Linked DNA regions of Mus musculus: regions 1 and 2 are each linked to region 3. The links are chromatin loops, found by intact Hi-C in ENCODE. Cell type or tissue: gastrocnemius. All regions are shown on one strand. Each heading gives the region's core, and the rest is flanking DNA. Links, peaks and the distances in the headings are about the cores only. Region 1 has its middle 21 kb from the start of Gm42015. Region 2 has its middle 34 kb from the start of Gm42015. Region 3 has its middle 61 kb from the start of Gm42015.

Region 1 (10,141 bases), core at 3,634-8,633, 84 kb after region 3:
GACACAGGGGATGCAGGGCTGGATTCAGGGGAACCTCACTGCCAACCCCTGAGTGATGGTAGCCTGGCAGTGGCCGTGCTGGGGCCCACCTATGAGACTCAGGGACACTCACTCACCCTGGAGAACAACAGCTGTGCTGTGCTCTCTCTCTCTCTCTCTCTCTCTCTCTCTCTCTCTCTCTCTCTGTTTGTCTGTCTGTCTGTCTGTCTGTCTCTCACTAACTCTCAGGGCCTGTGGCTGTTAGAAATCTCAGCATCTAGTGGTTCCTTTGGGAAGCCCTTCCTTTACTGCATGCTATGAGAGTCAGGAATGGGGGTACAGCTAGTTGCTGTGCTTCAGCACTTACCTTGCCTAGCATACAGGAAGCCCTGGGTTCAGTCCTCAGTATCATACATCCCAGAAGTGGTGGTGCACACCTGTGGTGCCAGCATAGGGATGTGGAGACAGGAGGATTGGAAGTTCAAGGCCACCCTCAGGTACGTAGGGATGTAAATGGTCACAGTATCATCGCCACGTGTTCTCAGGGACCTTTTCTCAACACCGAGATGCTGGGGATAGATCCCAGGGCTCCCTGCATGCATCACAAGCTCTCTCTCGGTGGTGTGCATCCCCACCCATGTGTATTTATTTTAAATTATGTGTATGCATCAGTGTGTGTGTGTGTGTGTGTTTGTGCACACGTGCACATGTGTGCATGCAGGTGCAGGAGAGAAGAGGCTCTCAGACCCTCAGGAGCTGGAGTTAGAGGTGGTTGTGAGCTGCCTGCTGGGAACCAAACTTGAGTCCTTTATAGGTTCTTAACCACCAGGCTGCCTCCTCAGCCGCAGACACGCCCTTTAAGTGTTTTACCTTCCCTATACCATCGTGTCACTCATGGAGGGAACATGCACTTGGCTTGACCTTTTGCCCCCTTACAGTACAGATGAGGCAGCCAGGGCTCAGAGGGATCAAGAAAACCTAAGGTTACTATCGGATCCTTTATGGAGACATGAATCCTAGTTTCCCCAGTATAAAACCCTTAGTTACTGATGCACGCACAGGTACCTGCACTTCTGTTCCGTAGGGCCCTCTGCTCACTCCTTCTGAGCCTTTCTCCCTTAAGGATACGTACATCATGAATCTCTTTCCCTGCTCAGATCTGCTGCCGTATCTCATCCTCAATGGCTGAGTTGGTCCATTATAGGGGCAGACATAATTTATTGTACCAGTTCCACTCGGTAGGCATTTAGGTAGCTCCGTCCATCCGTGTCTCCTTCCTGTTGTCCCTCTTGACCCCAGAAGGGCTGGGCTGCCTCCAGCTCCCTGGTTTGTCAGAAGTAGCAGCTCCATCAATCTAAGCCATGTGGTCTTTAAAAATACATAACCCCAAAAAATCAGGCTCCATTAAACAAACTTATAAAATATGAATGGGACGCTTGCCCTGCCCTCATCCAACGCCACAGGGGTCAGCTCCCAGGGCATAGGCGAGTGGAGAATTAGAGACTGGTCTCTGAGTATTTAATATGATAGGGGTCACCCTGCTAGAGATGGGGGTCTTTGGTCCAATTAAATTGTACATTACAGGTGGAAAGGACAACCGTACTTAGCTCGCCATGAAGAACCATCAGTGTAGTCCAGTGTGTGTGTGTCTGTCTGTCTGACTGTCTGTCTGTCTGTGCACATCTGTATTCATGCATGCCTGTAGAAAACCTCACACTAAACCAAAAGAGTTCAGCAGGCACCTGCACAGGGCCAGAGAGTTCAAGGTTATGGCCAGAAAAGCCTGCCATTTGTTCCAAACACTTGGGCCACTGTCTGCTTGGTGACTCTTGGTCACATCGCTTAACCTCCTCTCTGTGCCTCCATTTCTTCTTTTGGAAAACAGAGGTGATGATTACTGCATGCTAGGCAGTCACAAGGTCTGAGTAAGTCTTAGAGATAGGATGTGAGGTCACCAGCTCAGGGCTGGGCCGCTGTTGTGGGTGGTTTGCAGAGCCTGCTCTGTCTTTCAGAGTTATGGCCGCTGGAAACGCTCTGCCAGGCAGAAGGAGCGGTGAGCCACAGCCATTTCCTCCACCCACCCTCCACCCCCACTGCCATGAGTACTTGGGTCTAGAACATTCCACTTATATTTTTCCACGGATGCGTGCGTTCTCTGGCGCACACCATGCACTGTTTTGCACTGGAAGTGATTTCATGGTATGGGTCTCCTGACGAATGGAGTGTTTTATAGCTTGATTTTATTTGTATTGAACGTATCCTTTGCGTTAGTCTGCCAGGTCGGTCTCAGTGAGGAACAAGGGCTGGGGATAAACAGCAGATATTGGGTAGACATGACTCCCCCGAGTCAGTAACAGCACCAGCTGGTCTTGCAGAAGACCTGGGCTTGGTTCCCAGAAACTTCATAGCCATCCCTAACTTCAGTTCCAGGGGATCAGTCACATTCTTCTGGCTTCCTTGGGTACCAGGCACACACATAGACATAAATGCAGACAAAGCACCCATGCACATGAAAGAAAAGCAAATAGTCTTAAGAACAAAACTTAAAAATAAAAATATAGCTGAGGTTTGTGATCAGAAGTGTTCATTGGGGCTGGACTTCTGGAGGCAGGGCAGTCCCTGTGAAGGGGCTGGCAGGGCCAGTTCCTGTGTCCTAGGCTCAACTCCTCTCTTCAACTCTTCCCCCTTCTCTGCTAGGGACATTTCAGAGCTCCATCTCCAGCCTCTGTTTACCTTTTAAATTGACTCCTTGTGTGATGGAGCCTTCCACAGAATCAGGCCCCACCTCCTATGTGTTTACAAAGCAGGGCCACATCAGGGATCTCTTCACTGAGGGACAGTCTGCTAGACGGTCACCTAAGGTATTTCCAAAGGGTTTTTCAAAAGGGATAAAAATCAACTTAGAAATTGACCTCTCACATCTTTAGGGTTCTTATTTTCTCACAGCAACAAGCATCTCTGAGCACCACACGAACAGAAACGGAGCAGCCAACAGTAATTTAGCAAAAGCACCCTGGCTTCAATTTGATTTCTTTGCTTTTATTCTAGGGCATCAAAGTGTTGTTTCCATACCCATGCCTCTACCTCCTCCCTCCATCCTGACTCCTGTGCTTGCCCCTGCTCATCTTTCTGCCAAGGACTCCTGTTTTCTTCTCCTGTTTCTGACCCATCAGGCTTCATATAGAACCAGTGAGAACAGTCTCAGTATGGCAACTTTGCTCTTCTGGATCCAACACATATCTTACCCTAGGGTTTGGGCCCATTGAATTTTTCCTGTCTAGGCTGCAATTCTGCTTACTTGCCTTACCCTGAATTATGAGTGTCATTCTCCTTTTTCTTCCTGGAGCTTCCTCCATCTCCTTTGGGTGTTAAAACTTTAAACCCATGGTCTCTTCTCTTGCATTTTGCTGCCACCTTCCTTAATGGCTCTGTGGCTCTTTATTCCTACCTTTTACATGAAGTGCTAGGAATTTGCTTCTGACTACAGCTTTGGCTGCCTCCTTTTGACTTCTCTCACACACAGCCTTCCCGTTATTGCTGTCTTGCTGGTGGTCACCAATTCTCTGGATTCTCTCCAGGCCTTGAGTTAGGCCAGAGAATTCCATTTCTCAGCAACTTCTCATGTTCGGTATCCTGAGTCCCAAAGCCCCTGTGTCTCTGGATGGCTTGAGATGCTGAGAAAGTTACCACCAGAAGGGCTTTGTTAGCCTTCGACTCTGAAATGTTCCCTCCTGCTTGCAGGGTTTGGTCCCTAACTGGCATTTTGAAGGTATCAGAAGGAACCTTTAGGAGGCCAGGCTGGAAGAAATAGGCCTCTAGGAGCAGGCTGTGAGGGTTGCACCCTCTCCTCCTCTGCTCTCTTGTCTATGGGGACAGAGAAATCACAGCCACCCACTCCTGTGAACACTTCCATGCCCCACTGTGCTGAACCCCTGACAACCCTGAGTCAAATCTGTCCTTTTAAAGTTGTTTGGTTAGGTATTTCAGTCAGGGTGCCTTTGTAGATGTGGGTGAGAGTCTGGGAGACACCTATGTGATGTTGTCAGTTTCTTGTGTCCCTGGAACACGGTTAGACAACAGAAACAGGCAGTCTAATTGAGAGAAGTGCACTCCTGAAAGCCAAAGGCAGGCTTCTGAGCTAGAGAAGATGGTGCTGACCCTCAGGCCTTTTATAACTCACTTACACAGCAATGCACCTTCTGCACCTGTGTCTCTTGGCTTATGGAAGGCTCCTCTTTTCTTGAATTTATCCTGGGTGGGAAAGGGTTTCCAGGGCTTTCCATCAGCTGGCTTCTTTCATGGCTTAATCTTGACGACCCCTCACCCTTCCTCTCCCTCTCCTCCTGCCACTGTGGCACAAAAGCAGCCCTAACAGTCCCCTAACCTTGGATGGATGCAAGGTGACCGGTGCCTGTAGGAACTTCTGCTGGCAGCCCTGACGGAGACTAGAATGGGCATCAGGATTGGAGGAGTCAGGGATTAGAGGACTTCAGAATCTGCTGCCATTCCTCCATATCTTGAACCAGTATTATGAGAACTGGTGTTATCAGAGACTAAAAATTTCTCTCCAGAGGCCAGTGTCCCAGGGGCGCAGTGGATGAAGGTCTCTCTCTTTCCTTAGGGTCTATGTATGCTCATGTCAGTCCATCTACAGGGAAGCCTGAGCCGCACTAGGAATTCTGGGAGCTCTTGGGCTTACCAGGGGCTCCTACAGTGCCTGGGACTGTTGGTGCCTCGGACTCTTCCAGCATGTTCTATGAGGGAGCCTGGCTTGTTCTCTGAGCTCAGTGGAAATGCACACAGGTGAAGCACGGATTTCAATTTGAAGGGGGGAAAAAGTCTTTCCCATTATAAAGGCCACTTGAAGACTAGAGTAGTACAGGTATTGTGTTTCCATATGGGCTTCATTAGGGAGCATATGCACACACATGTGAGCATGCACACACACAAGAAAGAGAAACAGTTACAGCATAGGAAGGCTCATTAAAAGCTCGGGAAAGGTTAGCCCATTTGCAGACTATACATCTTAATTTTCCCACACGGCGCACGAACCTGGGAAGAGAATCAATGGCTAGAGAGTTTCTCTGGCTTCCTTCCAAGAGCCAGATCAAGTAGACCTTACCTTTCCCACCCCTTATTAGCACGAGATATGAACCCAGGGAACCTTCTCTCCCGGGTGCCTCCAGGATGTGGGGGAGGGGGCTAGCATCCTAGTGGGGACTCAAGGCTCCACTGGCCAGCAGGTGCTCCTGGGGCTGGGCCCCTGGAATGAGAGTGTGGAAGCTCAGAGCTGGTTCCTGCTTCCAGAGGTGCTGATGGGTGAGGTAGCTGCTCACCCACTGCCAGCTGGCTTCCATTGGGCTGACAGCTTCCTGTGGCCTCATCCATCCTAGGCAGGCGCTGGATGCCCTTGGCTTCTTGGTTCTTCCTACATACACTGCTAGATCCTTGACTCCAGGGAAGATGTGGACAAGGCTGGACCTGGCCAGCCCCTGCTATTCTGAGTTGGATCCTGTACCAAAGCACTTAAAGGTGGGACTCAGGCTGGAAACATGATTCAGCAGTTAAGAGCACCCCAGCTTTAGTTCCCAACTCACAGCCACCCATAACTCCAGCTCCATGGAATCCAATGCTCTCTAGTGGCCTCTCTGGGCACTGCACTCACATGCACACACCTGCACATAGACATACAATAAAAAAGTTTAAAATAAAAAAAAAATGAAAAGGCATGAATCTGCTTATCCCTCAGTGCTCCAGTTTCTCCTTGTGAAGGGGTGTTTTTTCTGGAGGTGTGTGTGTTTGTGTGTATGTATGTATGTATGTATGTATGTATGTAATTCTGTGAGTTTCTTAGCACTGTTAGGATTAAGGGAAGAGGAAATATGTCCTGGCTGGTTTTATGCCACAAGCTAAAGTCATCAGAGAGGAGGGAACCTCAATTGAGAAAATACCTTCATAAGAGGAAAGCCTGTAGGTCATTTTCTTAATTAGTGAGCCTGAGAAAGTAGGCAGGAGTTTGTGGGAACGTTCTGGGTGGAGAATACTATATTCTGATGCCTTCCAAAGTATGGGCTTTGATAAAAACCTGAATTTCCACAAAGAACAAAGCACACACTTTATTTCATTCCACGCATTCCTCAGATCTACCTCAGAGGGATTCATAATGAATTTTTAGCATAACACACTAGGAAGGTGTCACGAAGTTAGCCTCTGGCAGTATGTATGTTGCCAATGTACTCTACCCTCCTTGCCTGTATCTGTGGCAGACATCAATAATCAATTGCTGCACTTGTCCACACAGAGCTCAGATGTGCAGCCTCATAGGCAGACACCAAGTGGCCAGAATGATCAGCGTGCTAGGGGCCTCAGTTTGTGTGCCAAGGTTGATTTAGTCAGGTCTGTTCTGAACAAGTAGGCTCACCAGTGACGATGACAGCCATGAACGACAGCTATAGTTGCTTTGTTCTTTTCTGGGAGCAGGCACTAATACTAATTCTGACAGGTTCAGAAAAGGACCTAAGCCTGGTTGCTTCAGAGGTGGAATGGAGGAAGCCTCTTGGATGTGACTACTTTGACAAATGAGACCAAACGAGATCAAACCAGACCAGACCAAAACAAACTCAAAATATCGAAAGCAGCTAATAAGAAGGGAGAGAGATGTGGAACAGGCACACCGTTAGGTACAGGTGACACCCTTTTTTTTTTTTTTAAGATTTATTTATTATATGTAAGTACACTGTAGCTGTCTTCAGACACACCAGAAGAGGGCATCAGATCTCATTACAGATGGTTGTGAGCCACCATGTGATTGCTGGGATTTGAACTCAGGACCTCTGGAAGAGCAGTCATTGCTCTTAATTGCTGAGCCATCTCTCCAGTCCCTGACACCTGTCTTCACCCAGCTTCTCACCTATGACCTCAGAAGAGAGAGGACATTGGACACCCACTATCTCACCTGGACTGATGTCAGTGCCCACAGAACTAACTGACCTGGAAGCACACAGCCAAGGTCAGAAGTTACAGTGAACTCCACCAGAGGTAGCATCCTCTGGTTTGCACCTTTGCTGGAGGGTATAGAAGTTTCCCATTGGGTGGGACTGCTGACAGCTCATCACACCAGGGTGTGGAGATTCCACCTGAGGGTTTCCTGGGCTGTGAATATGGAGGGATCTGTTAGTTTGGGTTCATTTGAGAGAAGGAGGATTCTGGAGTCAGAGAGAGACACTCCTCAGAGACAATAAAGCTACCCTTCCAAGATAAGGTAGTCACAGTGGGATGGAGAGATAGCCAACACTTTCATGACTGAGCCATATCCCTAGCCTCTGAAGAATTCTCATTGTCATGGTCCACAGGGGGTTGGGGGTTGGGGAATGGGAACTCTAGGGGGGGAAAGAGGAACTAGGAATGGGCAGGCATGGTGCCTACTGGAGTGTTTAAGGATCAATGGTTTACTGTGATGTTTGTCAAGGTTCCTCAGGGAGGATCCAGCCAGAGTAAAAGGCTTGTGTGAAAACCCCGAGGTGGGCTGCAGCCCTGAGTGCTAGAGGGCAGGCCAGTGTAGCTAAAACATGCAGGTGAAAGACAGGATGGTATTGCTCAGACAAGGGAAGTGGGAGTGTGGGACAGGCAAGATGAGGCAGTTGAAGCCCTAGACTGGAGGTCTGAGTAGTCACACCTGTGCTACAAATAATGCCCCAAACCACCTCTTACCCAGTTGTGTCAGTCAAACACCTCAAACATGGAGATCCTCACACCAGGCAGTGGCATGTCACCACACAGCCCTGCCTGATAAAATGGCCCACAGGGAAGGGGTGTAGAAAGAGGAGAAGCATTTGGGAACAGGGGGGATTTCCATAACTTCTTTCCTACCCAAGAAGTATAGAGCTACCCATGAGGATGGGGCTCTAGCTCAACTCTGCTGCTGTGTCAAACACCAAAAGCAACTTAGGAGATCAAAGGGTTGTGGTTTTTTTGTTTGTTTGTTTGTTTTTTGTTTTTTTTTTGTTTTGTTTTTTGTTTTTTGTTTTTTTTTTTTTATCTAACAGGTTACAGTTCATCATGGAAGGGAGTCAGGGCAGGAACTCAAGGGAGAACTTGAAGCATAATCTATGGAGTGACACTGCTTGCTGCCTCACTAGCAGGCTTGTGCTCAGCCAGCTTTCTTACACAGCCTGGGACCACCACCCTAGGGAGTGGTGTCACCCATTGTGGGCTGTAATTTTCCGCATCAACGAATAATCAAGATGTGCTTATAGGCCAATGCAATGCAGGAAATTTTGTTCTTGGATGATTCTAGGCTCTGTCAAGTTCACTAGGGCAAGTGGGAAGTGACTTTGCTGGAGGAATGGCAGCATCAGTCTGGGTTGAACATGTCCTAAGTACGTGGCTGAGGGCATGCTATTAAGTAAAATGGGACTAGGGACGGGAATCTCTTGGAGAATTGCCAAGGCATTATATGAGATAAGGAGGTGCTTAACTCAAAGGCAGGTGTTTGGTGTTTCCCCAGTTCCTTCCTGGTCAGGAAAACCGAGACGCATCAGGCTGACCCACTATTCCATCACAGAGCTGCCATTGTGAAGGTTTGTGTAGCTGCTGCAGAGAAGTGGTGTTGTCTCACCTGCTTAATGTAGCTTTCAGACCCCACAGTACGAAATCTAAGTTCCTGTTCCAGCAAAGCTTTCCTCTTGCCTTAGCAATATGTCTCTCTTCCTTTCTTCCTATGCCTGACTATGCTGTGAATTTCCCAACCTGGAACACCCTTCCCTTCTGAACCTCGAAGTCTGGAAGTTCTCCTCAGGTCCAGTTTCTGTCTCACCCAAGGTCTACCTAGAAGAGGGACACTTAAATGGCTGATGGAACTCTTGGAACCCTCCCTTCTGCAGGGTTGGAGTTCTGAGGTCTCCACTGTACGCTCTTGAGAGATCCCATAAAACCAAGATCTTGTGACCTCGTCACTCAGTTGTGAGAACGGCCTTTCTGTATTCTCATTGCTTCCTTCTTCCTTCTTGGGATCTCTTTCCAAATCAGTTATCTACAAGTTCCTGATGAAGGCTTTACTCCCAGGACACCAACTATGGAAATCAGGCCACCAAGAAAGGCAGGTCTGGGCCTCTATTTTATCTGATATAAAACTAACCTTAGGAGGGCTGGGATGATGACTTATTAAGTAGGGTGCTTGCCATGCAAGCATGAGAGGCTGAGTTTGATCTGTAGAACTCACATTATAAAGAGGCGAGGGACTGGAATGATAGTCCCACAATTATGGCTGCCCTTCAGAAGACCCAGTTTTATTCCCAGCACATGTAGCAGCTCACATCCTTCTGTAACTCCATCCAGTTTCAGGGACATACTGCCCTCTTATGGCCTCCATGGGTACTGAAGCCATAAATACACACACACACACACACACACACACACACACACACACACACACACACTCAGGTACACACAGAGTTCTCTAGGGCAGTGGTTCTCAACCTTCTTAATGTTGTTCGATGCTTTAACATAAATAAACATAGCTTTACTATGTTTTAACATAGTTCCTTTAACATAATTCCTCATGCTCTTGTGTCCATGTCCTTTACAGAGGCTGCCAGTAGAAGGCATGGCCCAGATTTGAGGTGGATCTTTTCCTTCAAAAGATCCTGGTCGAGTCTAGGTCTTTTCACTTTGAACAATTCAATTAAGAAAAATCTCTCACAGGTTTATCCAGCTGCTTGGGTGGTAGTTAATTCTAGATGTAGTCAAGTTGACAGCGAAGAATAGTCATCATGTATATACAAAGAAACAAATAAGTCCAGGTGTGGCAGGTAGGGAAGAAAAGAGAGTCCTGGTGCAGTTATCTCATGGATTGGAAGGGATGGGAATAGGGAGAAAGTAAGAGATACGTTGAAGACAGGGCAGCCAGGGAGAGGCCTTGTGTGCTACACAGAGTCTTTTGGATTGGGTCCTTCAAGCCAAGCATGACGTGACCAGAAACATGGGCCCGGGGAAGCCTGTCATACAGCTGTGTCTCCAGTGGTGCTCACGCTGATCAAGGCCCCCAAGGAGGGAACCTCAGCAAGATGTGGGCTTGCGGTGAGATTAGAGGTGATTTAGCTCCCCACTGCTTCCTTTACAGATGAGGAAGGTGAGGCCTAGGCGTTTGCTTGGCCCGTGTTCC
Region 2 (10,141 bases), core at 2,750-7,749, 96 kb after region 3:
CTCAGAGAGACACGCCTCTCCCATGGCCACATAAAAGTCAGAATCAGTCTGGTGTGACTTTTCTCAAGGGACAAAGAACATTCCCAAGGTGTCCCTTGGTTCACTTGCATACTCAGTGAGGAGACCAATCAGAGGGCAGGGTCTCTCGCATGCTCAGAAAGGAGACCAATCAGAGGGCAGGGTCTCTCGCATGCTCGGAGAGGAGACCAATCAGAGGGCAGGGTCTGGAGTCACTGCCCTGGGTCACAGTCCTCGCTATTGTCTTTAGGGTTGTATTGTCTTTTAGTGTCTATTTGTCAAGTGGCTTGAGCTTTCTGAGCCTCGGTTTCCCTACCTTATAAAAGTGGGGGAGGGCTGTGTGTGTGTGGCATAGTCCTTGCAAGGCGTGGGGCAGTGAGATTGACTAAGTCGACGTTGAAAGTGTCTACTACTTACCAGGATCTTTAAGTGTGAGTCACAGAGTTGCTAATCACAGTTCTGGTAACGACATGCTCTTACTACAGAATGCAGGTCACAGAGATGTCATATAGAATTATCATATAGGGTGTGTTGCCTTTGATGCTAACAGCTTCTTACTCGCTATGCATCCTGTCCTATTCCTACGTAGTAATTCCACTGGGGGGGGGGGGGCTTTTAGTGAAGTGAGCCGGAGTCCCCTTCCTGCTTCAGCTGGTTGATTTTGGTACCATGAACTATGGTGGAATGACGGAGCCTGGCACTTCCAGAAGACTGGGGCCTTGTGTCATGTACGACTGAGAAACCAACCCCCCCCCACCACCAGTCAAATTATTAATTAGTTGCCTTATTGACTAATTTCTAAGCACTCAGTTAGATTGGGAAAGCAATCCAATTTGGAAAGGAGATCAGTGAAAAGCCTTAGCTCATCCATTTTTCAATTGGGCGCATTTCACTGTCTGGAAATAAAGAAACTGGAAGTGAGGCCTCACAGCCCCATGGAGCCTGCGATGTCTGGGACTGAGTGGAATAGTTAAATGGCCGAGGATGTGTGTGCACAGATAGATACCCAGAAACACGGACTTAATGACACACAGGTATACAAAGACACACACTCACATATACACATAGGCATACAAACACACAGAGACTTCAGACAGAGACACACATAGACAGACATGCATGCACACACACACACGCACACACACACACACACACACACACAGACAAACCCAGAGACCTCAGACAGAGACACACATAGACATATAGACACACAGAGATATACAGACATGAGAGATGTGCACACACACATACACACAGAAACACACTTAGAGACCTCAGACACACATAGACATACAGACATGAGTCATACAGATACACACACACACAGACAAACATACAAACACACACAGAGACATAGATACAGACATACACATACAAACATACACACACAGAAGTAAAAACACACATAGAAATACACCCAGAAAGATATACAGACACAGAGACACACCCAGAATGAGAGACGTGCAGATATATATACAGATACATACACATAGACACCAATACAGAGACATATCCGCACACAGAGAGAAATACGGACCCACAGATATGCAGACATAACATACACACACACACACACACACACACACACACACACACACACATAGACACAAGCAGATAAGCACACATACATGCAAACACAGAAATATACAGGCCCATCCGTAGACATACCTTCCTAGTTTAAGGACATTAAAAAAAAAAAAAAAAAAAAAAAAAAGAAGCAATTCAAAGCTGGCTGTCTCTGCTAAGACTCCACACTCCACCCCAGACACCTGCCATTCGGTACAGACGAAAATGGAACGGGGCCTATTGTGGTTAGCTAACATCCATTTTGGAGTAACATCTCTTGCAAATGCTTCCCTACCGTCCCCACGGAGGCAAAGACTGTTTTCCAGGTGTGGGAGGAACGCTACCTCAAGTCCCAGTGACTCCTTCCCAGCCCTCACTATCTGGGGTCTTAATCCATGCTTTACAAGCGAGAGAAAAACAGAGATTAAAAGTACCCAGTGGGGTTTGCTGACCTCCGCGATGGTGGTCACTTTCTCTTTCACTTTGGACAAAGACTAAAGGGACAGTTTCTCTCTTGGGTGAGTCCTCTGCAGACCCCACAGGAGTGGCTGCACCCAGAAAGGCCGCAGAATCCAGATCCCCTCTCTAGAAACCCTCCTACAGAGAAACCAAAGCAAACAGCATAGAAATCTGGCTTTTCATTTTTGGGGGATGTTTCCTGGCACCCCCAACCCCAAACATGCTTTCGGTTTGGTTTTATTTGGCAGTAGACGGAACCATTTATGGGCCAAGGGCCACGGGGTGACAAAGCGATTCAGGTAAATGAGTTTCTGCGTGCCTAGAATGGCCTTCAGCTTCGGCAGCTGGGCTTCTGAGAGAGAAAGCCTCTCTCCCGTTTTCCCCTAAGCCCTTTTAAAAGGATTTTTTCTTCTCCTCCCTTTCCAAATCTCTTCAAGAAAGAGTTTCTTTTCTTTCATACAGAGGGGATCATGGAATTAAAGTCACCAAAATATCTTAACATCAGGGTAAACAGCATTTAATAGAATCCAAATTAGATACATTAAAGAAGAGAGAATCTTAAAAAAAAATTCTCTCCTTCCTTCCTTCCTTCCTTCCTTCCTTCCTTCCTTCCTTCCTTCCTTTTCTATTTCTTTTTCTTTTTTCTTTTTTTCTTTTTCTTTTGGCCAGTACTCTTAAAGGATCCAGGGTATATGAAGAGAAAACCTCAAGGTTCATTTCAAATTACTAACTGTTATAACCCGTGGAAAACATTTACTCACAGTGAGCAGTGAGCGCCTGCTTCTCCCCACATCCCAACTCTTTAAAATCTTAGGATGCAGTGAAACTGAAAGTCCCCCCAGCTCCCAGAAACTGAAAGTCACCCCCCCCCAGCTCTCAGACGCACAGAAGCCATGTCCATAAAACCCGTGAGTTCAGTTTTCTACTACTCTGTGGTAATTAATGACACCGTAGTAAATTAATGATCTGGAATCCATAAATGGCTCAGAACTAGAGCCTTCTGGAAGGGCTCCTGGTGGTGTCCTGGGTCCTTATGCTTTGATATTTGGGACAGAAACACTTCAGGAGGGTGTGACTTCATGGCAGTCCACAGACACCTGAGCACAGCCAGGGTCACTCCACCAACGTGTTTGTTCCCCCCCAAGCCCCAGCTCCCCAACTCTGTATTCTTTCTGATTCTCTCCTGGGTTTTCCATCAAAAAACAAAACAAAACAAAACAACCCAAAGCCTGCACGATTCTATTATATAGCACGTCTCCTTTCTCCTTCTAAACCCTTCTTACTATAAAATAGCCAGAAGTTGTCTCCAGGGTCCGCAAGTCCTTGTGGTTAAATGTACATTTCAGGTGGGGAAGGGCATAGTGTGGAGACAAAGGACGGGCATAGCCAGGGCCCGGGCGGCAGCATAAGGCTGGTGTTGAAATAACACTTCTCTGTTTAGACAGGGGGTCAGGAAGCCTGAGGTTCACCCAGGCATTCCATACTTCTAAATCTGTTGTCGGCAAAGGGACAGCGGTGCGGAGCCCTTGCCTGGCATCAGCCTGGTTTTGAATTTCCTGGGTTTTTGTTGGATCCTATCACCATGAAATAGTATATATATTTCTCCCCCTAAAACATATATTTAATTTCCTTTGCCAAGAGGAAAACTAATACTTTTCCCACCAAGTTTTGAGAAAGTACATGCTATCTTTCTCAATAGAGTATCATCTATTAATTTTTTTGAGAGCTAAAAAAAGAAGGTGTGGGAACCGTAAGGCAATATTCTAAACCCATTTTATTGTTTCTTTTCTATTTTCTTTTTTGGTCAGATGGGAGAAACCTGAACTTGATTTATTATTTCATGTGTAGATATAACGTAGATATTCCAGTTTGACATTTCCTGAGAAATATTTCCGTCTCTGAGGTCCTAAAAAAAAAAATCAAAAAAAAATTTTCCTCTCTGTTTGTTGTGCTTGGTGGCAAATGAGAGGAACCCTTTAATGCTCTTTATGTTTAAGATGTTATTAACTTAAAAGAATTGACTGGGAAATTATGAACTTTATAAAAGACAGACATGACTTGCAAGCCAGTTCCTTTCAGCACTGCTTCTTTAAAAGCCACCCCCCCCCCAATTCTTTCTTCCTATAATTATAGAATGTTTTAAAAGCGAGCAGTTATGTCTGACGTACCTTGTGATTTAAAGTGGAACGTTCTCAACGTCAGAGGAATGATTTCTGCATTTGGTAGCTCAGTAAAAATCAAAAGCAGTTTTAGGGAGAGAGAGAGAGAGAGAGAGAGAGAGAGAGAGAGAGAGAGAGAGAACACAACCAGATTTGTTGTTGTTCTCAAATCAGCCTTGAATGTAGTCCTTCTTGGGTGGGGGGGGGGGACCACTGGGAGTCGGGGTGGGGGAGATAGACGGGGTAGGTAGAATTTCAGATCGGAACAAAGTTCGAGACACACAACAGGAAAACTGGCCCTTTAATGAGAGAAGTGGAAAAAAGAAAAAAGAAAAAAGGAAAAAAGAAAAGAAAAGAAAAGAAAAGAAAGAAAGAAAGAAAGAAAGAAAAAGAAAAAGGCCTAATCACTAGGACCCTCTGAAATGACACTTCAGATAACATCAGAGCTGTACCGAGTTTTTCATGAGAGAAAAAAAAAGATGAATATTTAATGGCTTCAATGAGCCCTAAGTCTGAGACCCTGCTCAACACACTCTTTCCTCAAGTAGCTTTTTATAATCTTGAAAATATTTATGGAAACGGCTCTTCCTCTGGTTTACGCTGTCCGTGCCCTCCCATAACCCCTTTACTTTGTCCCAACTGTAATTTGCTTTATTAAGAACTTTGAGGAGTTGATACAGTGGCCCAAGTTATCTATTCACAGTCACTGTGGGGTGGCCAGAATCTGCCTGCAAATTTAATGCCCCCCCACCCCGCCACCATAAGTAATGCCCCCTCCCCCATGAGTTTCAGTGATTGAGTACTTTTTTTTTTCCCTTTCTGGGGAACATCAAACAATTTAAGAAAAATGTCAAAGGTTTCAATTTATGGACAGCGAGTAATGAACTGGTCAGCGTTCTCGCCGTGGAAGCAGAATGCGAAGCGTCATAAACAAGCAGCGCTCACACACCTTCTCGCACTCGCTCGCACACGCTCCTTCTATCACCCTCTTCTAGCAATCTGGAGGACGAGGACGGGAGACTAAAGTCTTTTAGAAATTTCCAAGTCAGATCTCAACTAAAATAGGATTAAAGGGATAATGGGGGGGTGGGGGGAGAAAAAAATCGCAGAGCAAGGTTGCTTGCCCCCTCTTTTCCTGGTCTCCCAAAGGAGGTGAAAGGAATCGGAAGTTACTTTTCAAAGCTGCCCCCGTCTGTTCGTCCGTCCCCTGGCCTGGCTAGTGGTAGACCCTTAAAAGACTCTGAGAGTAGAAACATCTTCCTGTCCCCTCCTCTTTTCGCGGTAGGAAACACAAAGGCGATGGGAAGCCGCAAGGTGGCCCTTGGGGTCCCTTCCAGGTGCTACTGCAGGGGGCACTGTGACATCAAGAACTTTCTCAGCCGCTGCTTGCAGCTGGGCTGATCGTTCAGAGAACAAACCTCAGAGGCTACAACCATTTTCTCCTCGGATGTCCCTAACTTGTATTCTTACAAAGAAATGGAGATGGAAACCTGCCACTCCCCACCCCCCCACCCCTCAACTTCCGTATCGTATATGCAGCGTTTAATTTCTGCACCAATCTTTGTAAATATCACCAGCATCTCCTTTCCCCTCACAACCCCCCCCCCCCATGTTTTCTCCTTTTCTCTTGATTTCTCTTTCCAGTTTCTTCTCCTTGCTCTGCCTCCTCTTATTGCCTCCTGCAGACACCGGGGGGGGGGGGGGGGCGCACACACCTCCCATCTACCTTGGCTGCGTATTTCTGCACCGCTCTGAGAGAGTCTTCCCGGGCTGCGCCTGGCCTTTGCATCCTCCAGATTGGAGCAAAGCGCTGGCTCTTGGCTCTGTACTTTCACAGATCTTTACAGTAATTATGTGGGAACTTCAAAGCAAGGCTATTTGTTTCTCTCTCTCTCTCTCTCTCTCTCTCTCTCTCTCTCTCTCTCTCTCTCTCTCGTTCTCTCTCCTCGCACTACTGAAAGTCCAAACAAAAAATTCTGTCTGCAGACATCGCAGAAAACTGTGTTGAACTTAGCAGCTAGTATTTCAAATAAACAATGCTTGAAACAAAACAAAACAACAAACAAAAACAACACCCCCACCAACCCCCAAACCTCTTCATACTTCTGAGAAAGATAGTGGGGGGAACTCAATGAAGAACCAGTTTCCACTCGAAATGTTCGGATCCTGTCTCAGCCTCTTATACCTTGTGGACTAGAGACCAGGAGTGGCCTTGGAGGAGGAGGCCAAGGAGAACTTTCATTCAAGTTTTCAGTAGCTGAACCTGTAGCGAGGTTCTGTACCTTGCTCCTAATCAGAAGGGGCTAGTTCCAGAAAAAATAAAAAAACAAAACAAAACAAAAACAAAACAACAACAACAAAAAACCCGTGTGCTCTGGGAAAGGCTACTTTTATGGCTTGTTTTATTTTAGCGAGAATTTTACGTATTAAACGTTGAAATAAAATTCCGTCTACGTCTGTGTTTTGTATCTGCCTCAACTCGGGGCGGACACCCAGCTTCAAGGGAGAAGTAAAACGCCCGTTCAATAAGATGATGGGCTGGACGCTACAATGACGAGATGTTTCCCAGGCTCCTGACTTTCTTATAAACGGGGTTTTAGCTCAAGAACTAGAGAGGAAGGAATCTGATGAAGAAGCTGAGAACACCCGACGAATGTGGACCAAATCCCCCATGGTGGACCAATGGAGAGCTCAGAGTGATGGGTGGGTCCTAGAGAAGCCCAGGGAAAGGGGCTTCTAGAATCCACAGGGTTCGTGTGACTCAGCCAGCCCTTCCTCAGGATGTGCTGTGCTGTGGCAGCTGCAGACTCGAAAGGGGTAGATGCCACGTGCTCCCTATGGCTACCCAAACCCACACTTGGTGGACACACTTGCTGACAGGCATAAGCCCCCCCCCCCTTCCCCAATTCTTCTCCATCACCCTGACTGCCTAAGGTATTTGGCCAAAGTGAATTCGAAAGAAGGCACCGACTGAGACAGGTGATTTTCTGTTTTCTCTCCTCAGAGGACAGGCAAAATATTTACAGAGGAAAATTCCCATGCTTTCCCTTTGATTTTTAATGAGGTTAAAAAAAAAATCCCAGCTAAAGGGACGTAAGCTCCTTTGACTAAGCAGATAGGAGAGGCATTTATTAACTCAGTCCCAAATCTGCCTTCCCAAGCCGAGAGTCTCTTTTAGAAAAAAGCTTCCTCCTTTTTTTTTTCTAAAAGCAATCCTCCCTCTTTATTTATTTATTTTGGTCTTTGTTGTGTTATAGTCTCCTTCTCCCTCCCACCCAGAATCATAAATTTTCCTGCAAACCCGGGCACACACTGGTCTGGGGGTCTGTGTTAAGAGTGTGTAAAAAGCGAGTTCGTTATGATTTATTGATTAATACAATGCCACAATCATTATCACGGTAGTAGGAACAAGTGTGACAGTAATAAAAGCCGTTGTAAGCTGAGATCATCCCTCCCAGATGTTTGATGGAGACTTTAAATAGCTTTAAAAGAAAAGGAATAAAAGATTTTTTAAAAAGAGCCTTTATTCCTAAATGCGTATTCCCATAATAGAATAATGGGATATTAACGTACTTAAAAGCACAAGTTCCCACGCCTGAAGCTATACTCTCTCGGAGTTAAACTCCGAAAAGACTTTGAAATACGGGAACTTAGAGCCATGTGGGCTGGTGAGGGAGGCGCTGCTTATAAAATGGCCAGCAGATGGCGCTCCAACCACTGGTTAGGCCACAGATTTTATTTATTTATTATTATTATTTTAAAATTCTGTTCTTGGTCTTTCAGACTAGGGTGTGGACAGGCACTTTGGGTCTGATTTTGAATATTGAACAATGCCATCAAAAGGCATGGAGGACGAAGGCAGGAGTCAGGTCAAGGGGCTGTTCTGGGTGGGTGTCAGGCTGGCCAGATTTTGAGAACTTCAGTGGGACAAGAAAGGATGCTTTGTTTAGCTGTGGGTGGATTCTGGCCAGACTCCATTGAGCAGAAAACAAGGCAATGGTGCCCTCGGGTTTTCCAACTCCTTTTAGGCATTCAGGAAAGGAAAAAAAATTAGATCTTTGGTTGGTGTTGTAAGGACAACACTGTCACTACTCTGTGGTTGGAAGACATTTGGCTTTCTTCTCACCCCGCCCCCAGATCTAGCTCAAGGGAAAAGACGTGGGTGGAGGGAGAGACGGGAGAGAAGGCTGTGTCTGTCCGTGAGTCTGCGTGTCTGTGTGTCGGGTGGGGAGGGCACTTGACAGATGAATGTGGTAGTGGAGTGAAGTGTGTGTGTGTGTGGGGGGGGGGGGGGGAGACACTGAATGAACGCAGAGTCTTGTGGTCGGAGTCAAAACCTGGGTTGCAGGCCCCACCTCTCAGTGTGAGAGGCCACACCATGCTCTGGATGCCAGGATCTGGGGACAAAGGATAGGTCTAGAATGGATGCGACGGCATCCGAGGTTGAACCCGTCTGCGTCTTAAAGGGTAAGGGTGGGTTTGGCTGAAGAGCTCATGGAGAGAAGAATGAGAAGAGGGAATTTTTCCTTTTCCTGGAGCCTTCAAGGTCTTCATAACACAGCTCCCAAGTGAACTGGAATCTGGCCAATCAGAGCCGAGGAGGCAAACAACCAGGAAGTGAATGGCTATCGGGAACATTAGCAGAAACCAGGAGAGCTCAGGGGTCATCTCGAACGAGAGCTGAGATGTGTGTGTGTGTGTGTGTGTGTGTGTGTGTGTGTGTGTGTGTTTAAACCGGATAGAAAACTCTGTTTTAGCGTTTCCACCATTCTTATCTAGTCTAATCTAAGACTTCATTCATAAAATGAATCCCTGTCAACCCAGAGCCATTGCTAGCAGGCCCATTAGGATTCTACTTCTAGACAAGGACACTGAGTGTCGGGGTGGCCCCCAGTCAAATAGCTTCAAACGAAGCTAAAGCCGTTAACGCTGGGGAGAGAGCAAGCTTCAAGTCAGGGTTCTTCTGTTGGTGTGTTCAATGCACAGTTCCATTTTTCACCCTGGCTGATGGGGAACTGGCCCTGTCTCGAAGGCTGTGTGGGAGACTCACTGGGATCCCTTGCCTCAGCCTCCCAAGTGCTGGGATTAGAGTGAGCTGCCATATCTACTGGAGATTAGCGTATTTCAGGGTGATCTATAAGCATGCCTTTGGAGGAAGAAATAAAATGAAATAAAGCACTCTCTTGACTATTGGAGAGAAATCTTCTACTGTTCTTAGGACAGTGTCCTAGGGAGGAGAGACTTGAGACTCTGAGAAATACAAGCACAAAGTCACTGTTGGAAGAGGTGTCACTTGCATGTAGGGGTCAGAAGCCACTAACTCTTGCTATGAATTGATTTAAAAAAAAACAACAACAAAACTTTAATCTAATCTAAAAAAAATTACATCGAATGGTCGAGTGAGTGTGGCGGAGGGGCTGCCAAGGTGTGCGTGTGGTGATCGGAGGACAATGTGGGGGAGCCAGTTCTCTCCTTCCTTCACATGGGTCCCAGGGTTGAACTCAAGTCTTCAGGTATCCACTGAGCCATCTGGTCAACCTTGTCTATAAACTTGCCATCACACGCCCCTACAGCACCCTGAGAGAGCGGAGGTGAGCTGCCAGTGAAGTGAATAAAGGGCCCCCGAGAGGCCCAGCCTGCCAAGCTCACAGGGAAGATTGCTTTCCAGCCACACAACTACAAAAAGATCTCTCTGCTGCTCTCTCCTTCCACCTCCGTACACACCACCTCTAAGTCCTCCGGTCCGGGCCTTTGGCAATGAAGACAACCTGAGAGGAAAAGCCATGTCAGAGCGCCTGTCTTTCTCTCTTCTTGCTTGCAGCTTTCTCTGTGGGGCTGCATTCCAAGAAGCCTGTCCTGGAAGCCAGCTGAGCTGGTTTGGGCTCAGGACAGAGAGGATCTGCTACCGGAACTGTACCCAGGCCTGTTTGGCTAGAGTC
Region 3 (10,141 bases), core at 1,853-6,852:
CCTCTGCGCCTCAGCGTGGAAGTCTTTGCTGTTTTCCCTTGTGTCTGAGGCGATGGCGTCACGACGGTGTGCCTTGGCCTGGCACACGTTCGCTCAGCGCTTCCTCCGTTCCCCACACCTCCATCCGTTTTATTTCTTAGATGTTCGGGTGGGTCCTTTTTGGTCCAGATTCAGTTTGCTGCAGCGTCCAACACCAGACTGGGAGGATAATAAAAATCAAGACTGTGACAGCCGCTATGCCCAAGAAAAACAAAAGGAATGTTCTAGCAGGTTTCAGGGATTGAAGTCCCGAAGCTAGGAGGGATCATTTTGCAGTGTCAATTGGGACAATTTGATGCTAGACCTACCTGGGAGGTACTGGTGGATTGGCCTCATCCAACCAACTGCCAATCATTTGTTGTGGGTCCATTCACCCAGGAGGCGAGTTCCAACTAACTTCCAGTTATCCTGTCTAAATCCCAGGGCTGTAACGCCCTCTGAAGAGTTCATCAGCGCTCACTGGTTAGAGTAAAAGAAAGACTTCCTCATAAACAGGTACTGGAGGATGTGACTAAGCCACTGGATAAAAAAGCATTGGCCATCCGTCTCTCTCCTGGCCAGCCTTACTTGCACGGGTATAATAACCGGACACAAACTGAGTAATGTTTAAAGCTGCCAAGGGTTTTCTCTTTGGCTGCTAATCTCCACCACCACCCGCAACTCACATGAGCTCCTCTGCTGCGAGTGGCCACAGTCAGTTCCCTGGGGTTTGCCTGGTAGAAGAAAAGAGCTGATCCCCGGAGGTTATCCTCTGACTTTCACAAGGGCATCATGGTACATGTAATGACCCCCCCCCCCCCACGCCTCCCACACCCACACAATAGTAAATGTAATAGACCGTTTGGACACAAAACAAGAGTTAGCTGTAGATGTAGTAACAGCTGGGACTTCGAAGTGACCAAGAGAGCCAGAGGTGGTGAACTACAAGACAAAGGTGAGAAAAATGCCAGAACATTTCCCATGGGGACAGGAGACATGCAGAAAGGCTAAGAGAGCTTTGTGAGGGACAACAGGCACTTAGTAGGCATTTTATAAGGAATGGAGAGAACACTGGCCGGAGACACTAGACAGAGTACTTTTTATAGTTAATGAATGATATGAATCTCCAGGCTTGAGACGTACATTCATCCAGTGACTGTGGAACCCATGTGACAGTGCAACATGGGATGCGTGCGTGCACGTGCACACACACATACATACACGCATACACACGCACAGGCACACACAGGAACACATTCATACAGGAGCACGTGTGCACACGTGCGCGTGAGCACACACACACACCCCAGGCAAAAACTAAGAGTAAGTGCAGAAGACTGTATTATTATGGGGGGAGGGTTGGGGGGTGAGAGGGAGACCTTAAGGCAAATGGTACTTTTAGAAATAAAGAGGCGCATACCACAATGTTAAAAGATTCAATTCACAGGGGAGCTAGAATAATTTTAAACTTGTATGCACTTAACACATGCCCAAACCCACAATTACAGTGGGATATTTTAACATGCCTCTCTGGGTAATTGAGAGCTGAAACACACAAAAAAGTAACGAAGAAAAGAGAAAGACGGGGACAGATAATTAACAGCCGAGATCTAATGGACATGCCGAGAAGCCACAATTAGAGACGACTGAACGTGGCCTTCTCAGGAGTCGGAAAATATAATCACAGCCCTGGGGCTGCAGACTCAGTCTCACCCGTTACCAAGGCACTGACTGCTGAGGGCCTAAGAAAGAGCGGAGGATTCTGGGAACATGGCTGCAAGGCAGTTCTCACCCCTGGACTCCCCACTCCAGACCTAACGTGAGTGGGCATGGCCCAGGCCTCAGACTCTGCTGGAATCCCTCAAACAGGCTGATGGGTGGCAGTGTTTTCCATGGGCCAAGCAGCCAGTCGTGAACAGAGACAAGGGGTGGGGGCAAAGATGATCACTTTGGATCCAGGGATCCTCCCCGTGGGCTGTCAACCTGATTTGGGGATAGGCTGATGGGCGTCGGGGCTGAGAGTTTCCTGCCCATCAGCACAAGGATGCTCTGATAATCAAGAGATTGACTCATGGTGCCCAGTATGTGCGTGAGGCAATCAGAACCCCCACGGGTACAATAGGCACATGCGTGCATGTGTGTGTGTGTGTGGGGGGGGGGTTGAGGTTGGGGAGTGGGTGGAGGCACACACCATGCCTTCCCGCTGTGGGAGGGGCTTATGTTGGCTCACGGTTTAAGGGAACCGCTCCTCATGGAGGAGAAGCCACGGTAACAGGAGTGTGAGGCAGGCACCTGCAGTCAGGAAACAGAGGGACGCCTGTGCTCAGTTTGCTTCCCCCTTTTCTCCAGTTCAGGGTCCTACCCTCAGGGACGATGCAGATCCACACGTAGGGTGGATCTTCCCTTGTCAGTTTATCTAAGCTGAAAACTCACTCATAGGTGTGCCCAGCGGCTTGTCTCTGTGTGAGGCTAGATCCCGTTGACAATCAAGGCCACCATGCAGGGAACTTTCTTTTTCATGTATCTCCCTGTTCTAGAACATTCAAGAGTAGGGACTGTATGGCGCGCAGCCTTCCTCAGCGACCTCACGTGCTTGTGTATACTTACCTTCCCTCCAGTGTCTTTCCATACCCCCCCCCCCCCGCAACTCATTTCTTTTTTGTTTGTTTGTTTTTGTTTTTGTGAGACAGGGTTTCTCTGTGTACCCAGGCTGGCCTGGCCTGGCCTGGCCTGGAACTCAGAAATCCGCCTGCCTCCGCCTCCCGAGTGCTGGGATTAAAGGTGTGCGCCACCACACCCAGTTTAGCTCATTTCTTTAAAGTCCTGAGTGACGTCAGTCCCTGCTAGATCTCTCCAGTTTATTCGTAGCTTTACTTACTAAAGAACACCTTGGCTGTTTTAAGTGTTTGGCAGTTATGAGTAGACCCATTCTAAGCATCCACGTGAAGGCTTTATACAATGGACAGGAGTATGAGTTTTTCTATACTTAAGGGCTGGCAAAACGGCTCAGGGAAAGGGCGATTGCACCCAAGCCAGATGATCGTGAGTTTGATTCCCTGGAACCCACATGGAGGAAGGAAAGAACTGAGTTCCAAAAGTTGCCCTCTGACCCCCACGTGAGTGCCAAAGCATATGTCCACCCTAAATATAAATTTACATATGGAGTTTATTTGCTTGGATGATCTAATGTATTCCAGGTTAATCTCCAGCTCCCCGTGTGTAAGGGTTACCTTGAACTTTATAAACCTCTTTGGTCTGTATGTTTTCATGGGTGATGTTTCTATTAATGTCTTTGGCCCATTTTAAAAAACAAAAAAAAAAACAAAAAAAAAAAAAAAAAAAACCAAGCTGTCGATTGACTTAACTGGCCTGGGGTAGCACAGAAAGTATTTTGGTTCCTGGTTTCTGAGGATTCAGTGTTTCATGGTGGGGAAGGTAGTTAGAGTTGGCTCACCTTTGGTGGTGGGAGCTTGCGACTTTAGGATAAACGTGGCTCCTCCCGTGACTGTGCCTGAGGCGTGAAGAGCTTCGACCAGAAGCTGAGGTGGATAGAACCGTCAAGGCCTGTCCTTCATGAGCTACTTCAGCCAATGAGGATCTGCAGGGCACATTTATCTTTATCTGAATGATAAATAAGTCAGAGAACACAGAGACTGGTATTGAACTCCCTGCCTCCACCTCTGGATCACAGCCTGAGACAGGGTTTCTCTCTATAGCCCTGGCTGACCTGGAACTCACCCTGTGTACCGGGCTGGCCTTGAACTCAGAGATCTGCCTGCCTCTGCCTCCTCGGCGCTGGCATTAAGTTTAGGCTTGTGGCCGCATAAGCATCTTCCAAATAGCCGCTGTCATGGTGCCGCTGTGCCTGCTGTAGGAAAATCAAGCTGCCTGCCGCCAGCTCAGATCTCTGCTCCCCTCTTCCCCTCCCTCTAACTCTCATGTTAGTGATGGGCACAGCATTTGGCCCTTTCTCATAGGGTCCTTCTTCCCAGGCTCACACGAGGTGGGTCTGCCATAGTCCACCCAGAAGCTCCCATTAAGGCCACACACTCAGCTAACCTAGCGACACTGTCACACACTCACTGGTGAAGCCCTGTGTGACTCAGGAGGGGTCAGGCATTCAAGGTCATTCTCTACTATATAAGCAAGTTCAGAGTCCAGGGCTAGCCTGGGCTACAAGAGACTGTCTTCTCCTCCTTCCATACCCTTCACTGTCCCCTGCTTCTCCCTCTCCTCCCCACTTCCCCTTCCCTCTCCTCTCCTGTGTCTTTCACTATCCTCATCTCTTATCAGTGACCTGTCCCTCCCTCCCTAACCTGACCTCCCTGAGTCGGAGCTGAAACACCCATTGGTCTGCTATTCAGTGTTTGGTCATTTCCTCTGCTGGTCCCAAATTTCCTCCATTAGGGGACTCGTCCCTCTGTGTAGGTCTTGGGCAGTTGGAAGGGGCGCTGTGCGTCAGAATTCCAGGGAGAAGGACCTTCTCAGATCCAATTAGGCTGTAGGGTAACATCAGAGGAGCAGAGCATCCCCAATGCTGTCGCAGGGTCACAGGGTTACAGGGTCAAAGCATGGCTCTTACTGAATAATAGATCCGTGGACACTAATGGCAGGCACCACGAACTAAATAGACTCTGTAATTTCTAGATGTTTCAATGCCTCACTGTGGGGTGAGGTAGGGGTGCGGATCCCACTCCCCCTTCGTCGGTTTCCGTGGTAGCAGCCGCTGTGGAGGGCATCTTTCTCAGTCTCCTGTCCTCCAGTTTCTTAGCCTAGTTCCTTGTGGAGATCCTGCTTCCTTCCGACCCCAGGGTCTTAGCTCTACATTCCAGGACGGTAGCCCCGAGTTCTTAGGAGCGATGCAACCTCAAGTCCTTGAGTCCCGCACCCGCATCAGGTGCATCCATCCATCTAGCGGAGCGGAGCTCGTGTCCTTCCACATGTGGCCAGCAGGTGTCGCCACAGACCGGGCAGCAGCCGAGCTTTGGCGCCATGTCACCTGGGCAGCTGGAGCCTGGGATGGTGATGAGGGGGGCAGACTGAGGCAACCCAGGTGAGACCTGCAGAGCTAACAGTGTGCTAGTGTGGTGTGCAAGGCCCTTTTTGCTCTACTGGGGTCGTAAGGACCCCGAGATAACGTTCCCAAGTACCCACTACAGAAATGACTTGAGAGGATCCGAGAGGCAAGGCTATTTGCTCGAGGCCACACAGCACTCAGCAAGCAAGGGGCAGGCTGGGTGAGCTGATGCCATGAAGGGGAACGTGCAACTTACCCAGGGTCACACTGTCTGTTTGTGGCCAAGCCAAGGCTCGAACACAGTCTGGGTTTGTATTACTGTTTGTTCAATTATTTTTGAGACAGGGTCTCACTGTTTAGACCTGGCTAGCCTGGAACTTACCATGTAGCTCAGGCTGCCCTGAAATCTCTGTTGATCCTCTATCCCAAGTACTAGGATGACACCATTCTGATTGTATGACTATTTTTGATTGACAGCCCACAGCTGTATCTGCTTGCAGGACACAAGCCCCGATGGTGTGTCCTTACCAGCACCCAGGCTGCCTGTGGCCAGTGCTTTGTCAGCCTCAGACAGCCTGTCACTGTCCTCTGAGGACTTTGTAAACTGAGACTGCGGAGGGTCTGTAACTAGTCTTGTTTCCTGGAAGGCAGACCCTCCCACCCTCAGCAAACCGCCTCTGTCCAGGTCCAGACTCTTGTGTCTTTCCCATCCTTTCTCCCAGTGTGCTGTGCTTGCACAGGGAGATGTTGTGTGTCTCTGAGCACCCAGCGGACTTCTGTTTGGGCTCACGTTCTGTGGTCTTCCACCTTCTGGGTACTCACCAACTAATGTATGCTGGACACGCCCTGGATTCTTTTCAGTACCGTGTGTGTGTGTGTGTGTGTGTGTGTGTGTGTGTGTGTGTGTGTAAATGGGACTCGCCTTCAAGAACACACATGGGGTCAGCAGTGGGCTTCATGTGGGACAGGATCCTGCACTGTTGCTCTGCCCTGCAACACTGCATTCCTAGTATTTGGACATGCCTGTAACCTTTGCACAATGACAAGATTGGCTCCGTTATTCACTTCTAATTCAGACTTCATGCAAATGTGTTTTATTATTTATTCAAAATTCATATTTATCTTATTTTACACATCTAGGTTCTCTCCCTGTATTACATACAGTATTTCTGGGTGTCATGTGTGTGCCTGGTGCCCTAGGACATCACAGAAGGGCATCAGATCTGCTGGAACTGGAGTTACAGATGGTACCGACTACAGAAGCCTACTAAAGAAGATGGCTGAGGTCCTGTGATGCCATTGGTGTCTGAAAGGTGCTGCCCCAGGGAGCCCCCGTTCTACAGAAGGAAAACGGCACCTGCGACCCAACGACTTAGGGATCAGACTTGGCCTAGCTTCACTTATACAGATGGGGAAACAAAGGCCCATTGAGCTGAACAGTGAAAGCCATAAGCTTGCCGCCTCCCGCAAGCTCCTCTGGCTTCAGTGCTGGGCAGTTGCACCCCTCATGCATGGGTGTGGGGGCACATGAGATCTCTCAGGGGACAGCTGATCCTGAAAGATCTCTCAGGGGGTAGCCTGACATCTTTGGATGCCCATTGCCATGTCACGTGGTATCCACCACCCATGAGAGTGGCTGACCCTGTATCACCTGCCCACTAACCTCCCAGCCCTGGCTGTGACCCACACCAGCTTCCATGGGAATGAATGCCCATTTGCTTGCTTTTAACTCTGTGGCTAGAGCTGGGGTGACCACTAACCACTGCCGTTAGGGGCTGCAACACCGGCCCTCGGCATTTATGGCTTCTGGGTCTGTGGGCACAAGAACTGTAGATTGGAAATAGGAAATTAAAAGGCTGCAACTACTGACTGGCCCAAATGGAGACCCATCCCATGGGCAAGAACCAATCCCTGGCATTATTAATGACACTGTCAGGATGGCAGATAGGATCTAGTTTACGGGTCCCCCAGCAGAGGCAGAGACCCACAGGCAAATGTTAGATAGAGTCTCGTGGAAGAGTTGGGGGAGGATTGAGGGCTCCAAAGTGATTAGGAGCCCCACAGGAAGACCAACAGAGTCACCTAACTTGGACCCTTGGGGGCCCCCAGAGACTGAACGGAAGAGCAAGCATGGGCTGGACCTAGACCCCTCCTGCCCCCCTTCCCCTACCCCCTGCCCCCCTCCATATGTAGATGTGAAACTTGGTCTTCATGCAGGTCTCCCAACAACTGGAATGAAGGCTGACCCTGAATCTGTTGCCTGCCTGTAGATCCCATTCCCCTCTCTGGGCTGCCTTGTCTTGCCTCAGTGGGAGACGACGCACCTAGTTTTGCAATGACTTGATGTGTCAGGGTGGGGCGATCCCCTGGGAGGGGAGGATTCCTCTTCTCAGAGGAGAAGGGGCGGGAGGAATGAGGAGAGAAGTTATGTGAAGAGGGGACTGGGAAGAAGCGGGGGTGATATTGGGTTGTAAAGTGAGTCAGTAAATAAATTAATGGAAAAAAATCGGCGACTACACTGTGTACAGACCGTGTTCCTCTCAGTTGCTACAGCATATTTAGGCCACCTAGACGGGAGTTAAGTACTAGGAAAGATACATGTAGATTCCATTTGAACGATAACAGACTTGAACTTGTTGCAAGGCCAAGCCCTGTGGATACCATGGGGCATTATAATGTTACCTGCTGCCCTTGGAGACTTGGCATCTTTGAAGCGAGTCTGGCTTCCTGGCTCTATCTCTCTTGCCCATACTCCTGGAGTTTGCAGCTGGAGATGGTGCCTTTCTTCCGTGGTGAGGGTCTGGGTTGCCAGAGAGATTGGACTGGTGGTAAGGATGCCTCTGTTGCTGCCCTCTTCTCTAGCTGGACGCTTCCATGGTGATCGTCTGTCCTCTGAGAGATAGACTGTGCTGCCTCCTGACTCAACGCCTGGTTTTATAGAGAATGGGAACACAGAAGAACTGGGTTCAGGGTGGTACCTGGCGGGTCTGGCCTGCTTGGGTTTGAGGATGGTGGATTTCACACTATCAGACTGGGGCTCTTTGCTGGAAGCCACTCGAGCCCACAACACTGCTCAGCAGTCCCTGCTGCCAGCCCAAATGCTGTGCTCGGGCTCTGGCTTCCCTCACCTGAGGTACCACAGCAGAGTCCCTTGGGAGCGAGAATGGGAACTGAGAATCCACACTGCGTGAGGACCTGACTGGGTACGTGCCAGGCTCTTTGAGAGTGGGACAGCCGGGTGGCCAAGCCAGGCTTCAAGCATAGCGTTGCTCCTCAGTGTTGTATGTCCCTGAACAAGTCATTTAACTATTGCGAGCCTCAGTTTTCTTCCTTTGTCAAGTGAGCCACGTAATATCTGCTCCATATGGCTTCTCCATAGGCTGTTAGAGTCCTGGCAGTGTTCTCTCTGTTTTGTTTCTCTCTTCCATTCTTCTCCTCTTCTCTTCATTCCCCTCTTTCTTCACCACCCCCTTAGCCCAGGCTAGCCTTCAATTCTCTATATAACCAAGGCTACATTTCAATTCCTTATTCTCTTCCCTTTATCTCCTAGTCACTGAGATTACAGATCTGATCCACTGTGCCAGCTGGTCTCATTTTTTTTTTTTTGTAATAAATACTTTGAGAAGTAGCTACTAATTTAACCACATTATTCTTAGAGGCCTTACAAGAAGACAGCAGAAGGTAGCTGGAAATAATAGCTTTGAATCCTGAATATTCTTCTAGCTTCACCTGGAGAAGTCAACACTGGAAATCAGAGAGTTCCTTGGGTTTTCACAAAATTATCTGTTTGTTTTGAGGCAGAGTCTTGGTGTAGCCCAGGCTAGCTGTCAGCTCAGGTCATATCCTGAGTGCTGGATTGTAGGTGTACAACACCACATCTGGCCAGGCAAGGTTGGATAATGGCAAAGAGTCCACTCCCACCCATAAGATCCCCCAGGCAAGGGTTTAGTCACTCTGCAAAATAAAAGTTGGTTTCTGCATTTTGATAAAGTGGGAAGTGGGGGAGGGGCACCCTTTGCCTCTCACCTACTCTGGAGTTGGCTCTCCTCTGAGGAGGGAGCTGGGCTTCATTCGGACGAGGTTGTATAGTTCAGAGCTCATCAGAGGAACAGAAATCTTAGGATGAGTTTCTTAAAGGGATGCATGTTCTAGAATGTCTTAGGTGGTGTCAACAACTCTTAAAGAAATAAAGCATTTAATCAGGACTTGCTTACAGCTTCAGAGGCTAGTCATGGCAGGGAGCGGGCAGACATGGTGCTGGAGAAGAAGCTGAGAGTTCTCCATCCAGATCCACAGGCAGCAGGAAGAGAGAGACACTGGGGCTGTCTTGGACATCTGAAAACCTAAAGTCCAGTCCCAGGGATACACTTCCTCCAACGAGGCCACACCTCCTAATCCCTCTCAAGTAGTGCCAATCCCTGATGACAAAGCATTCAAATATAAGAGCCTATGGCGGTGGCTCTTATGCAAACCACCTCACAGTGTACCTAATGCAGTCAGGGCAGTGAGACAATGGCCACCTTCACCCAGCAGGGGCTGAGACCCTGGTGGCTGTTCTGACCCGGAGGGTGATGTCCCAGCTGTCCCACTCTGGAGCATTCCTGGTGAGCTGTTGCCTCCTTGTTGGAAGCTGGAAGAACTGGGTTCAGCGAAGGAATGCAGCTGTTGCCGCTGGTTAGATGAACTCACTGGCCCAGGAGAAACCACTCAGGAGAAGAATTAGAAGATAGAGCTGGAGAAAAGTCCAGACGTTGACCTAGAATAGGAATAGAGAAGAAACAGGAGCAGAGGAAGAGTAGATAGTTAACCCAGGCAGAGCAACACCCAACACGTTCTAGCAAGAAAAAGAAAAACGTGGAGTCTCGGATGCGCCCAAAGATATAATAGAAGAAAATAAGGAATATCACAGACACAGGGATGTGTGAGGATTCACAACTGGACAGTTTGAAATTTCAAGTCTGTGTTTGGGCACATTTCCCAGCAGTTGGTTTGAACAAGCCAGTTCCAGGTGCTTTTGCTGTGCGATCAGGGTGGTCCAAGCTACACCAGGCATGCCCTCTGTATCTCGGTGAGTTCAGCCGTCACCCTCCATTTCCTAAACCTAAC

What was found. Hi-C counts contacts between places; a loop is a spot of excess contacts. Peaks named below come from ENCODE experiments on the same cell type or tissue, not always from the same donor. Only the 100,000 strongest peaks of a DNase experiment are listed, where the experiment ranks them.
Region 1: a loop joins it to region 3, with 2.1 times the contacts of the local background. A loop is called at or near these places in 18 of 42 quality-filtered maps.
Region 2: a loop joins it to region 3, with 7 times the contacts of the local background. A loop is called at or near these places in 16 of 42 quality-filtered maps.

What each region holds. Positions count from the first base shown.
Region 1 is chr5:118,859,308-118,869,448 of GRCm38, forward strand. No RefSeq gene overlaps it. Among named protein-coding and RNA genes, the nearest start is that of Gm42015, 21 kb to the left of the region's middle. In gastrocnemius, for the core only: no CTCF peak of the experiment used is centred there; no DNase peak of the experiment used is centred there.
Region 2 is chr5:118,872,012-118,882,152 of GRCm38, forward strand. No RefSeq gene overlaps it. Among named protein-coding and RNA genes, the nearest start is that of Gm42015, 34 kb to the left of the region's middle. In gastrocnemius, for the core only: a CTCF peak has its summit at 5,548 (motif pointing right); a DNase peak (open chromatin) is centred at 5,519; H3K4me3 peaks cover 697 bases.
Region 3 is chr5:118,776,789-118,786,929 of GRCm38, forward strand. No RefSeq gene overlaps it. Among named protein-coding and RNA genes, the nearest start is that of Gm42015, 61 kb to the right of the region's middle. In gastrocnemius, for the core only: no CTCF peak of the experiment used is centred there; a DNase peak (open chromatin) is centred at 4,975; H3K27ac peaks cover 1,845 bases.